2 separate regions of the Homo sapiens genome follow, and region 1 is linked to region 2. Evidence: read pairs that join two places in POLR2A ChIA-PET (ENCODE). Cell type or tissue: OCI-LY7. All regions are shown on one strand. Links, peaks and the distances in the headings refer to the core of each region. The heading gives the core; the rest is flanking DNA.

The links. ChIA-PET counts read pairs that join two places held together with the same protein. Peaks named below come from ENCODE experiments on the same cell type or tissue, not always from the same donor. Only the 100,000 strongest peaks of a DNase experiment are listed, where the experiment ranks them.
Region 1: POLR2A ChIA-PET joins it to region 2 with 7 read pairs; 4 of 35 experiments call an interaction of 5 or more read pairs at or near these places.

The regions. Positions count from the first base shown.
Region 1 is chr11:116,887,178-116,892,669 of GRCh38, reverse strand. The region is part of intron 6 of SIK3 (SIK family kinase 3); the gene reads left to right. Among named protein-coding and RNA genes, the nearest start is that of APOA1, 52 kb to the right of the region's middle. RefSeq lists an enhancer at 2,043-2,102. In OCI-LY7, for the core only: no CTCF peak of the experiment used is centred there; a DNase peak (open chromatin) is centred at 2,319.
Region 2 is chr11:117,192,969-117,198,460 of GRCh38, reverse strand. SIDT2 (SID1 transmembrane family member 2) reads right to left here. Exons shown (of 26, transcript NM_001040455.2): 23 at 5,203-5,308; 24 at 4,498-4,608; 25 at 2,546-2,659; 26 at 1,019-2,457. The coding sequence ends at 2,395. It overlaps LOC100652768 (a long non-coding RNA gene), which reads left to right. Exons shown (of 8, transcript NR_045215.1): 4 at 25-142; 5 at 554-675; 6 at 1,057-1,231; 7 at 1,315-1,453; 8 at 2,427-2,848. Among named protein-coding and RNA genes, the nearest start is that of TAGLN, 3.7 kb to the left of the region's middle. RefSeq lists a silencer at 174-468 and enhancers at 1-534, 1,867-2,366. In OCI-LY7, for the core only: a CTCF peak has its summit at 395; no DNase peak of the experiment used is centred there.

The sequences.
Region 1 (5,492 bases), core at 363-5,362, 310 kb after region 2:
GTAGGAAACTGCCAAACTGTCTTCCAAAGTGGCTATGCTATTTTGCATTCCTGCCAGCAATGAGTGAGAGCTTCTGCTGCGCCACATCCTTGTCAGCATTTGGTGGTGTCAGCATTTTGGATTTTGGCCACTCTAATAGGTATATAGTGATATTTCATTGTTGTTTTAATTTTTAATTCTCTAATGATGTATGAGGATGAGCATCTTTTCTTATGCTTATTTGCCATCTATATATCTTTGTTGAGGTGTCTCTTCAGGTCTATTGGTCGTTTTTAACTTCAGGTTGTTTTATTTTCTTATTGTTGAGTCACTCATTACATTTTAAAACACTTTTTCTCATTGCTTCTGAGACGCCATATTCTCCAGTTTTCCTCCTGTCCTCTGGAAGCACCTTCTCCATCTTCTCTACCAGACTTATTTTTCTCTGCTCATCCTTTAGATCTTTTCATCTTTACAACATCTTTCTGGAGCCATGTTATTTACTGCTGTAGCTTCACTGATCACTGTGGTGATCAGTCCTCAGTTAACTTTTTGTCCCAGACCTCTCGATCTAGGGCGACATATCCAAGTATTTGCTAACCATTATCTTCACTTTCATGTATTGAAGTCAGATCAATGGAGACATATTCAGAAATGAACTTGACTTCCCCCTCCCTAGATTTGCTCTATTCTGTATTTGCTGCCTTAGTGAATAGCATCACCATCTGACCAAGGCCAGCACAAGCCTTGATGTTTCCTCTCTCACCAGTGCCACAGCTGATCAGTTACCAAATCCTGTCAATTCAACCCTCCATTCATGTAGGCACTTCTAAGACCATACTATCATCTTCCCTTGCCTCAATTAAACAATAGCCAATTATATGGATTCCTGGCTCCAGTCTTGTCCCCCTCTAATCTATTGTCAACTTTGCTACATGACTAATCTTTCCAGAACACAAACATATAAATAAATAAAACATACCACACACACACATACACGTACATTTTCTCTCTCTTTCTCTCTCTCTTACTTAAACACACAAATCTGATTATATCATTTTCTAGCCTGAAACTTTTCAGTGGTTTACCATTGCCTCTAAGGTAAAGTTTACTCCATAAGGTGGCAAAGCATTGGCTTACAAACATTTTTGGCTATGATAAGAAAAAAGTACATTTTATACTGTGACCCAGAACACGCATATATAGATACAAATGAACAAAAGCTTTGTTTGCTTGATTTAGAGATGGGGTCTTGCTATTTTGTCCAGACTGAACTCGAACTCCTGGGTTCAAGTGACCCTCCTGCCTCAGTCTCCCAAGTAGCTGAGACTAGAGGCGTATACCACCATGACTGAAAACAAAAGACTTTTTTTTGAGACGGAGTCTCGCTCTGTCACCCAGGCTGGAGTGCAGTGATGTGATCATAGCTTCCTGCAATCTCCAGTTCCTGGGCTCAGGCAGTCCTCCCACCTCAGCCTCCCAAGTAGCTGGGACTACAGGCAAGCACCAAGCACCATCATGCCCGTCTAATTTTTAAACATTTTTTTATAGAGATGGACTCTCTCTCTGTTGACCAAGCTGGTCTTGAATTCCTAACCTTAAGCGATCCTCCCTCCTTGACCTCCATGAGCCACTGCGCCCAGCCAGCAAACAATTTTTTTAAAAAAGCAAAACTTACCTTACTATGTACAGTGCATTTCAATATATTTTATTCTATTCCATTTTAAAAAATGCTGATTTCGACTTACTAAATTGATCTCCTATCTGCTATTTCAGAAACAATGACATAGAAATACCTTTATAACCTGACTCCTGCCTAGCTCTTCAGCCCCAGCTCCCACTCTCCCACCAGTCACCCTAATTTTCTTCTCGTTCCCTGAACAAGTTCTGTTTTCTGGAGCATTTCCCACTGCCGAGAATACATCTTCCCTATCCCACCCCACTCCACCCACTCCTGTATTCTAGAATTCAGAATAAAAAAAATTAGATTGGATAGAAATAAGAATCTAGATAATTTCTATTCACTCTTCATGTCTCTAAACTTTCTCTTATCGTGGTGCTTACCAAGCTTTATATTGTAACTACTTCTTTCATTGTATGTCTTCCACACCAGACTGAACTTAGTGAAAGTACAGACGAAACATGTCTTTTTCACAACTGTCAATAACCTACCACAGGATCTGGTGTGTAGTAGGACTTAGTAAATATGAAATCTGAATCAGAACCACCCCATCCCCAGTGGCATTTGTTTACATTCAGAATAAAATTCAAGGAGTCATTATTACTATGGCCTACAAGGCACAGCTGTCATTGCCCCTTCTTTGGTCTCATTTCCTGTTACTGTTCACCTCCGGTTCTGAGCTCCAGTCACAGGGCCTTCCTTGCTGTTTCTCAGACTTGCCAAACACATACATTCCCCTCAGAGAGGAGTCATAGGTCCCCTCAGAGAGGCCTGTCCTGGCTACCCCCATCATTCTCTTTCTGTAATTCTGCTTTTTCTTCATAGCACTTACTTTATTGTCTCCTCACCTCCTATCACCACTTGACCATAATAAGCATTTGGTTTTTGTTTACTGTTATGTTCCCAGGGCTTTGGACGGTGCCTGAGTTCTAGTAGGCACTCAGTAAATATTTGTTGAATGAATTAATGCATAGGGTTGTTCGAACACTGACTCCAAAAGCCCCTCTGGAGAGTAGTCTTATCCAAATCATAATATCAGTAGTAATATCAAATAATTACATTTGTTTAGGGCTTTTGAGTTTATAAAATAATTTCTTTTTTAATAGGTTTATTTTTTGAGACAGGATCTCTGTCGCCCAGGCTGGAGTGCAGTGGCGTGATCTTGGCTCACTGCAGCCTCCGCCTCCTGGGCCCAAGCCATCCTCCCACCTCAGCCTCCTGAGTAGCTTGGTCTACAGGCGCACGCCACCACGCCCACCTAATTTTTGTATTTTTTTGTAGAGATGGGATCTTATTATGTTGCCCAGGCTGGTCTTGAACTCCTGGACTCAAGCAGTCCGCCCACCACGGCCTCCCAAAGTTTTGGGATTACAGGTGTGAGCCACTGCACCCAGCCAATATATTTTTTAAAAATATTTCAATTTTTCAGTTTTTATATTTTTGGCGACAGGGTCTTGCTCTGTCACCTAAGCTAGAGCCTAGTGGTATGACCATAGCTCACTGTAGCCTCAAACTCCTGGGTTCAAACAACCCTCCTACCTCAGGCTCCAAAGTAGCTAGGACTATAGGCCTGTGCCACCATTCCAAGCTAATTTTTTAAAAGATTTTTTGTAGAGATGAGTCTCACTACATTGCCCAGTCTGGTCTTGAACTCTTGGCCTCAAGCAATCCTCCCACCTTGGCCTCCCAGAGTGCTGGGATTATGGGCAGAAGCCAGCATACGCAACCTAAATTATTTTCTTTTACTTAATCTAATTTGAGCTACATAACTATATTTTAGAATAGGTAATAGCACATATTTTATCATCTTGCTGATGAAGTTTTGGAAGCTGAAGTTTAGAGAAATGAGTTAACTTGCCAAAGCCACACAGGTAATAAGTAACTAGGTCAGTATTCAAATTTAGTGTTTGTTTTACTACACCATACTGTTGCAAAAAGAGCAAGATAAACCACTTCCTTTACTTTTCCAATGTCCACAGTGTTTCCTGTGAGCAACTTGGATCTTTTCTATCCTCCACCCCCATCACCTCACACCATGGCAAGAGATTCTTACTGAACCCTTCCCGGAGCCGGCTTCAGATAGGGGGTCCTAGAAAACAGCTAAGCATGCTGTCAGCCACACTGTCTATTAGTGCTTAGAAATAAACTAACAGTCTAACTGCTTAGAACTATTATTTGTAATATGATGTTAGTTAACCTGAAAGCTTCAAGACTCAGAGAAAGCCAACAGGATTATCCTAAACGTAGTCGCTCTTTAATCCCAGTTAAATAATTCCCTAAGTAGCAATACAAGTTTTTGTATGATTAGTACAGAGAATGAGAAACAACCAGGGTAGGAAGTCAGTAGATACTTGCTATATTACCAATATGATCTCTCTGGCCCTTGGTAATATACATGTGCTTGGCATTGCTGAATGTCATAGGCCTAAATCCCAAGGCCCATTAGAGAATACTTCAAAAGGATAAGGCATAGCAGAAAATGAATTCATCGGTTATTTAGGCTTTTCTTAGCTTAGACAACCTTCAAGTACCAGAAAGTGTCAGGTGAAGGAAGTTTAGAGTCTGTCCCAGAGTCCTTTTTCTGCTTACGCCTCGTGTTTCTGGGCACAGTTGTATCTCAGTAGACCTGGAGCATAGTCTTCTGATGGAGGCGAGTGCTGGCTGCTTTTCAGCCTGTGAGGCCAGCTGCTATTGCTGTATTACGGGAGATAGCGTGATTGAGAGAATTCCTTATGCACAAGATCCTTCCTTTTCTCAGCTGTTGTCATAGGCTTGAGCTGAGTTTATCTGTTTTTCTTCCTGAAGGGTCTAGAAACTCCAGCAGAGCTGGTATAGTGTTCTAAATGATCACTTGGAAGACCAGAGGGCAAAGCCTCTACCATGTAGCTGCTTCTAGCCAAGTTGAATTCCAGAGTAGCTACATACAGCTGTGTGGGAGGCCATGCTCTGCAAATGGATATAGTTAGCTCAAGAATTCTAAGCTGCTCTCTATTGTCAGTAATGTGTGGAATGAAGTATCCTCACAATTCATGTATATTTCTATGCCTGGTGTTGTTTGTTTGACACAAGTTTCCTTTCATAGGCATCCTGAGATGTACTAAAGACATATATTTTCAAGTTGGAATGACAGTGGCATACATTTAAAAGAGGATTTATTTGAGGCTAGGTTGATTGTATACCACCTAGTTTTTATAATTATGTATGTGTCTTCCTCCTCTCCCCACTAGAATGTAAGCCTCTTGATTATCAGAGCTGTGTTTTACACTCAATACCTTCCATAAAACCTGACAGCCCCTGGTAAGACATAAGCATTCAGTAAGTGTTTTTGAATGAAAAACTGAGTCATCACTACTTAACTATGGAATCTTATATCAGACTCTTGTTTTTTTTTTTTTTTGGGAGACAGATTTTGCCGCCCAGGCTGGAGTGCAGTGGTGCGACCTCAGCTCACGGCAACTTCCGCCTCCTGGGTTCAAGTGATTCTCTTGCCTCAGCCTCCTGGGTGGCTGGGACTACAGGTGCGTGCCACCACACCCAGCTAATTTTTGTATTTTTAGTGGAGACGGGGTCTCGTCATGTTGGCCAGGCTGGTCTTGAACTCCTGGCCTCAAGTGATCTGCCCGCCTCGGCTTCCCAAAGTGCTGGGATTACAGACGTGAGCCACCGTGCCCTGCCAGACTCTTGTATTATATTATTAACATGATCTAAATTATTTATTCATCAAACCACTTGGTTTTATATACTTTTTTTTTTTTTTTTTTTTTAGTGTAGAGACAAGATTTTCATCATGTTGCCCAGGCTGGTCTTGAACTCCTAGGTTCAAGCAATCCGC
Region 2 (5,492 bases), core at 364-5,363:
GGTATCATCCCTTCCTCCCTTTAGGAACAGTCCCTACCAGCCTGGAAAACAGACCAGCCTCTGTCACTCCAGAGATAACCCACTCTCATCTTGCTCGTACCTGGCTTCAGGGATCTTGGGGAGAGATAAGAGGTTAAAAAAGGTGAGACTAACAGTGGGATCCCTGGACTGACTGCTGTGGCACTCCCCTGCAAGGGCATCTGGTAGGGAAGACCTAACACTCTCCACTACACACACACTGCCACACCCGGCACCACCCCTAGCCAAACAAGGCCCTAGGAGGGGGCTGCCAGGCCTGGCAGAGGAGGGGCCCGCCTCCGCAGTTCTGCCCACTGCAACTGGACATGCTCCAGAGCCCAGGGGAGGCACAGCCATAGCACCTCCCAGTGGCGCCTGCAGGAAAAGCAGGAAGAGGAGTGGGCCCTGGCGAGGGGAAAGCCCACTCCTCCATCCCTGACCCTGCAGACCTCTGGTTGTGTTCTGAATTCAACAGATTCCTTGGCCCCCAAATCATGTCCTCCTTAGCCGACTGAAGTCTAAATGAATCTTTCAGGGACATATCAAAACTCCCTCCTCTTGGAGCCTGCCCAGCTTTCATCACCCTCCTGCCTCGGCCTGCACGCTGAGCGGATTATAAACGCCGCATCAGGGAGCACTGCTTGGGCCTGTGGCTTGGTGAGCTGGGGGCCGCTCAGGTCAGAGGTGAAGTGAGCCTCAGTCTGGTGGGCGGGGCCAGGTGGGCAGAGACTGCTGTTCCTGGGGAGGTAAGGAGGGATGTCTGCAGTGGGATGGCGTGGGAAAGGCTTTTCCAGGAACTGGCCTCTGTCCAGCACAGTGCCCCGGTAAATGTTTACTGAATTAATGCTGTTGCTGGAGGGACAGGAAAAACGGGAGAATCAAGGAATTGCAGTTCCCAGTAGGGCCATGGCTTGAAGAATGGGGAAATGGAAGACCTCCGCCTCTCCCCTCATCCTCAACAGCTCCACCCAGAGGGAGTGCAAACAAGGGCCCCAAGAACTGAGTCTGGTTGTTTATTGAATGCAAATTCATTCATAGAAAACGGAAATGCAACCATAGCATGGAGACGCTCTGAGAAAAGATCCAGACCCACCTCATCTCCCAGCCCTTCAAGCAGAGCTATAAAAACAAGTTTGGGAGAAAAACACATTCCCATCCCCAAAGCAGAGGCCCCGCCTGAGCTCCCCCATCCTCAGCATCTGGGGTGGACCAGGTGGGACGAAGGGGATCCAAGGACCAGGGTGGCCAGGGTGCCCAGAGCTGGGGCAATTCTTTGTAAACTCCAAGGTTTCATAGGTATGTGTGTGCATGACTAACACAGAACTTGCCTGAAGACTGGACGGAAACTTAGAAGCCAGCCCTGGGTCCTAGAGCGAGGCTAGGACTGGGCACGTAGAGGGAAACAGCACATCCCTTCCTGAAGCCCCTTTCTAAGGTAGGCACTGGGGTGCCCACAGCTGTGGAGGCAGAACGGGCTGAACTCTGTATCATCCCTCCTTTGCCCCTGGACATTCTTGGGCAGTGTCAATGGCACTGAAAGGCCACCAGCTGGGGTTTGGCAAGACTAAGGGCCTGGAAAGAAGGAAGGGAAGGGGTGAGGCGCTTCTCCCTCCAGTCCTGGTGCTGGCATCAGTCTGGGAGCTGATGGGATGAAGAGGTGACCTCTGAATTCAGCCTCTTGAATCAGAAGGCGGTTCTCAAATTGGGCTGAGCGCATTGCTAAAGAGCCAGCCCTGAGCACAGGTCAGAGGGAAGAGAATACGCACTGCCCCAGGCCCCTTGCAGGCCTTAGCACCAAAAGTCTGGCACCAGCTGGCCAACCCCCAAAATCTCATACCCCCATCCATCCTGGCTGACTGGAATGGGCAGTGATGGCAGCCAGGGACAGCCCAAAGAGAACTGGGGCCCTGATACAGGACAGAGATTCAGGCCCCAGACTAGGCCCTGGAGTGGGAGTATGGGAGGAAAAAGAGGCCTTAGGTCCCAGGCTGGGGCATTGTGGGGAGGAGGACGGGCAAAATGCAAGGCATGAAATGGGGAGGGTGTCCCTTCCATCCTTCCTCTTGCAAAGGGACAAATGGAGAGCCAAAGGACAGGGGCCCATGGAAGGCCCCAACACTGAGAAGAAAGCAGCAATTTGGCCAACATCTGGGGGTTCCAGGGGAGCAGGCCTGCTCCTCGGCAGAGGGCAGCTGCAAGGTTCCATGCCACCCCATGGCTGTCCCAGGCCAAGCCTAAGCTAGACCTGGCTGTCCTGCTGCCATCCAGTGCTGGGCAGCGGTGCTGGGACTCATCCCCACAGCACGACAGAGTGACCGGTCTATGACACAAAGGAGCTCAGGGCCCCTTGAGGTGAAGCGAAGGGCCCAGCTCCTGCTAGAAGACATAGATCTTGTCCCGCTGCACAGTATCCAGGTCGTCATCCAGTGTCAGCAACACCTGGGGTGTGGACGCCAGATCAGCCACAGAGAAGGAGGCAGCTGCTACCTTCACGTACCCACCCGGCTCGGCCGGGAGGCCCGCTTACCAGGAAGGACCCGAACATGGCGATGGAGGAGAGGAAGTGCCAGATGTCGTGGTCGTCAAAGAAGTCGAGGAGGATGCAGTCCCGGTTGTGCTCCCTCGACTCTGCAGGGGTTTTCTTGGGGAGCAACAAGAAAAACTGCCGAATGACCCTGCTCTGGCAGGGCAAGGGCCAGACCCATCTGCCATCTTGCTCCTGGGCACCCCTCTCTCCAGCCCCAGGCAGGACAGCAGCAATTCTGACCTGTCCCTTGTCCTTGTCCCTACCCCTTCCCGATCTAACAAATGGCCTTTGGTTACAAACTTCTCCCTGAGTTCACTGGCTTCTCTTCCCTTTTCTTTCACTCTTACCCTCCTCCTTCCTTCTGATTCTCTTCCCTTGACCTAAGAGCACAGGGTTGCAACAACCTTGAAGGCCTTCAGCTCAGAGATGGCAGAAGGCCTTCTCACCCACTTCCCGGCCTTGGACTCCGCCCTTGCTCTAATCTTTCTGCAGGCTCATTGTTTTTTCCAAAGCACTACTGTCAGGTTACACACCTGCTCCGGGACAGTAGCCATAACCTGTGGCACTCAAGGTCCTCCCTGCTCTACTCATAAGCTCTATCCCATAAGCTCATCCAGGCTGTGTCTGTCTGTGCTACATGCTGAGGCCACAGACATAACCAAGACCTGCCCCACCCTCAGGGAGCTCACAGTCTGCCTGGCTCCCAAATGAGTGCATTCACTGACCTCCAAATCTGCCCCTGTATCATTACTAAGGTCACAGTAGGTCTGGGCCATGGGGCTCTTCTCCATTACCCAAGACTTTTTTTTTTTTTTTTTTTTTTTTTTTTTGAGACAGAGTCTTGCTCTGTTGACAGGCTGGAGTGCAGTGGAGAGATCTCAGCTCACTGCAACCTCCACCTCCCGGGTCCAAGCCGTTCTCCTGCCTCTGCCTCCCGAGTAGCTGGGACTACAGGCGCCCACCATCACGCCCAGCTAACTTTTGTATTTTTACTAGAGATGGGGTTTCACCATGTTGGCCAGGATGGTCTCAATCTCTTGACCTCGTGATCCACCCGCTTCGGCCTCCCAAAGTGCTGGGATTACAGGCGTGAGCCACCGTGCCCAGCCCTCCTCACCCAAGACTTTTATAGCCCAGAACAAGGCGCACTTTTTCCAGGAAGCTTTCCTGGACTCCTAACTCGGAGAGACCCGTTAGTCCTCTGTCCTCCTGCCCCGTCTTGCCTGTGCCCTTCATTTCATGTATCACATCGTAAACAGCACTAACAGTCATGCACCAACAGTCCTTCTAGCCCTCTTCGGCTAGTTTATGAGTCCCTCAGAGACCATGTCAGACTTAGTTCTATTCCCAGAATTAAAGCCTGACATGTGGTAGGTGTCCTGCAAGGCAGAGAAGAGAGCCAAGCCTTGCTGGCTTCAAATGCCAGCTGTGCCACTCACTGGCTATGTGCCCTGGGGAAGTCACTTGGCCTCTCTGAGCCTCATCTGTCTCGTAAGTAAACTGGAGCTATCTCCAGGCTGGAATGCTAGGAGGATTAACTGGGGAAGCCGCTATGAAAGTGCTGGCCTATGGTAGGTGTTCCCAAATGATGTTTAAAATTTTTTTTTTAGAGACATGGCCTATCGTCCAGGCTAGAGTGCAATGGTGCAATCTTGGCTCACTGCAGCCTGGAACTCCTGCACAGGCTATCTTCTTGCCTCCGCTTCCGAGGTAGCTAGGACTACTGGTGAATACCACCACGCCAGGCTAATTTTTTTATTTTTATTTTTTTATTTTTTGTAGAGACGGGTTCTTACTATATTGCCCAGGCTGGTCTTGAACGCCTCAAGTGATCCTCCTGCCTCAGCTTCCCAAAGTGCTGGGATTACAGGTAATCCCAGGCTCAGCCCCAATGTTTAAAAAGAGGACTGGCCACTTGTTGGCTCACAAGGAGCCTGAGGGTGAGTGCTCACCTGCCAGGTGCTGAGTCCCTGGAAGAAGAAGAAGAGCGCGAAGCCCCAGACCACGGAGGTGCAAACGATGCAGAGCAGGGGGATGAGCTTGATCCTCTCCCCACTCCGGAGCTGGGAGGGGCCAGGCAGGGACAGCAGTCTGAGGGCTTACCCCTGTCCCACCCCGCTGTCCCACCCAGCCTTTCCCAGATTCCCTTTCCTCATGGCCTCCCAGGCCTTCAGGACTGCTCCTTGGATTCATACCATTCCGCACAACCACAGAGCTCAACCTGCCCCCACCCCGATGTCCACCCCACCCAGCCTCCATGTATCCAGAACCCTGTGTCGGGACAGTGCACTGGCCTCAAGGCGCTCCCTATGCAGGGGGCTCCAATCAGAGTGGAAGGCAGGATGGTTTCTGGGGAAGCACCTGATCCTGAGAGGCCCACACCCTACCTCCCCTCAGCCCCTTCTGCATGGAAAGGGGCACTTACAACTGCAGCCTAAAATGCCACCTGTTTCAAGGGCCCTTGGAAGGGGCTCAGTAAATGGTCTTTGGGCTGCAGTTGGCTCCCAGGGGCCCATGCAAGAGGCTTTAGCCTCTCCCCTCCGCAACCAGCAAAGATGGGACAGAAAACTTCTCACTGCCCCTCAATGCTGCCGGGCCCATCTCTCTCCCCAGATAGCAGAGCAGCTGACAGAGGGGGCTTGGCCAGCCCCACTCACCTTCATGATGATGTAGAAGGCGAAGTAAAGGAGCAGGTTGCAGATGCCAATGGCCAACAAGTAGGAAGCGAAATCATTGGGGCGCATGATAAGCCCATAGGCAGCCCTGGCAAGAGGGATGAAGGGTGGTGAAGCAGGAAGCCCAAGGGCAAGGAAGTGCTCTTCCTGCCCTGCCTAGGCATGTTTTATTATGATGTTGGGCTGTGTTCAGAAGCCCACAGAAGATTCTAGAAGCCCAGATGCCAAGAGAGAGAAGAGAGGCCAAGATCTCTCTTAGCCCCCATGTCTTA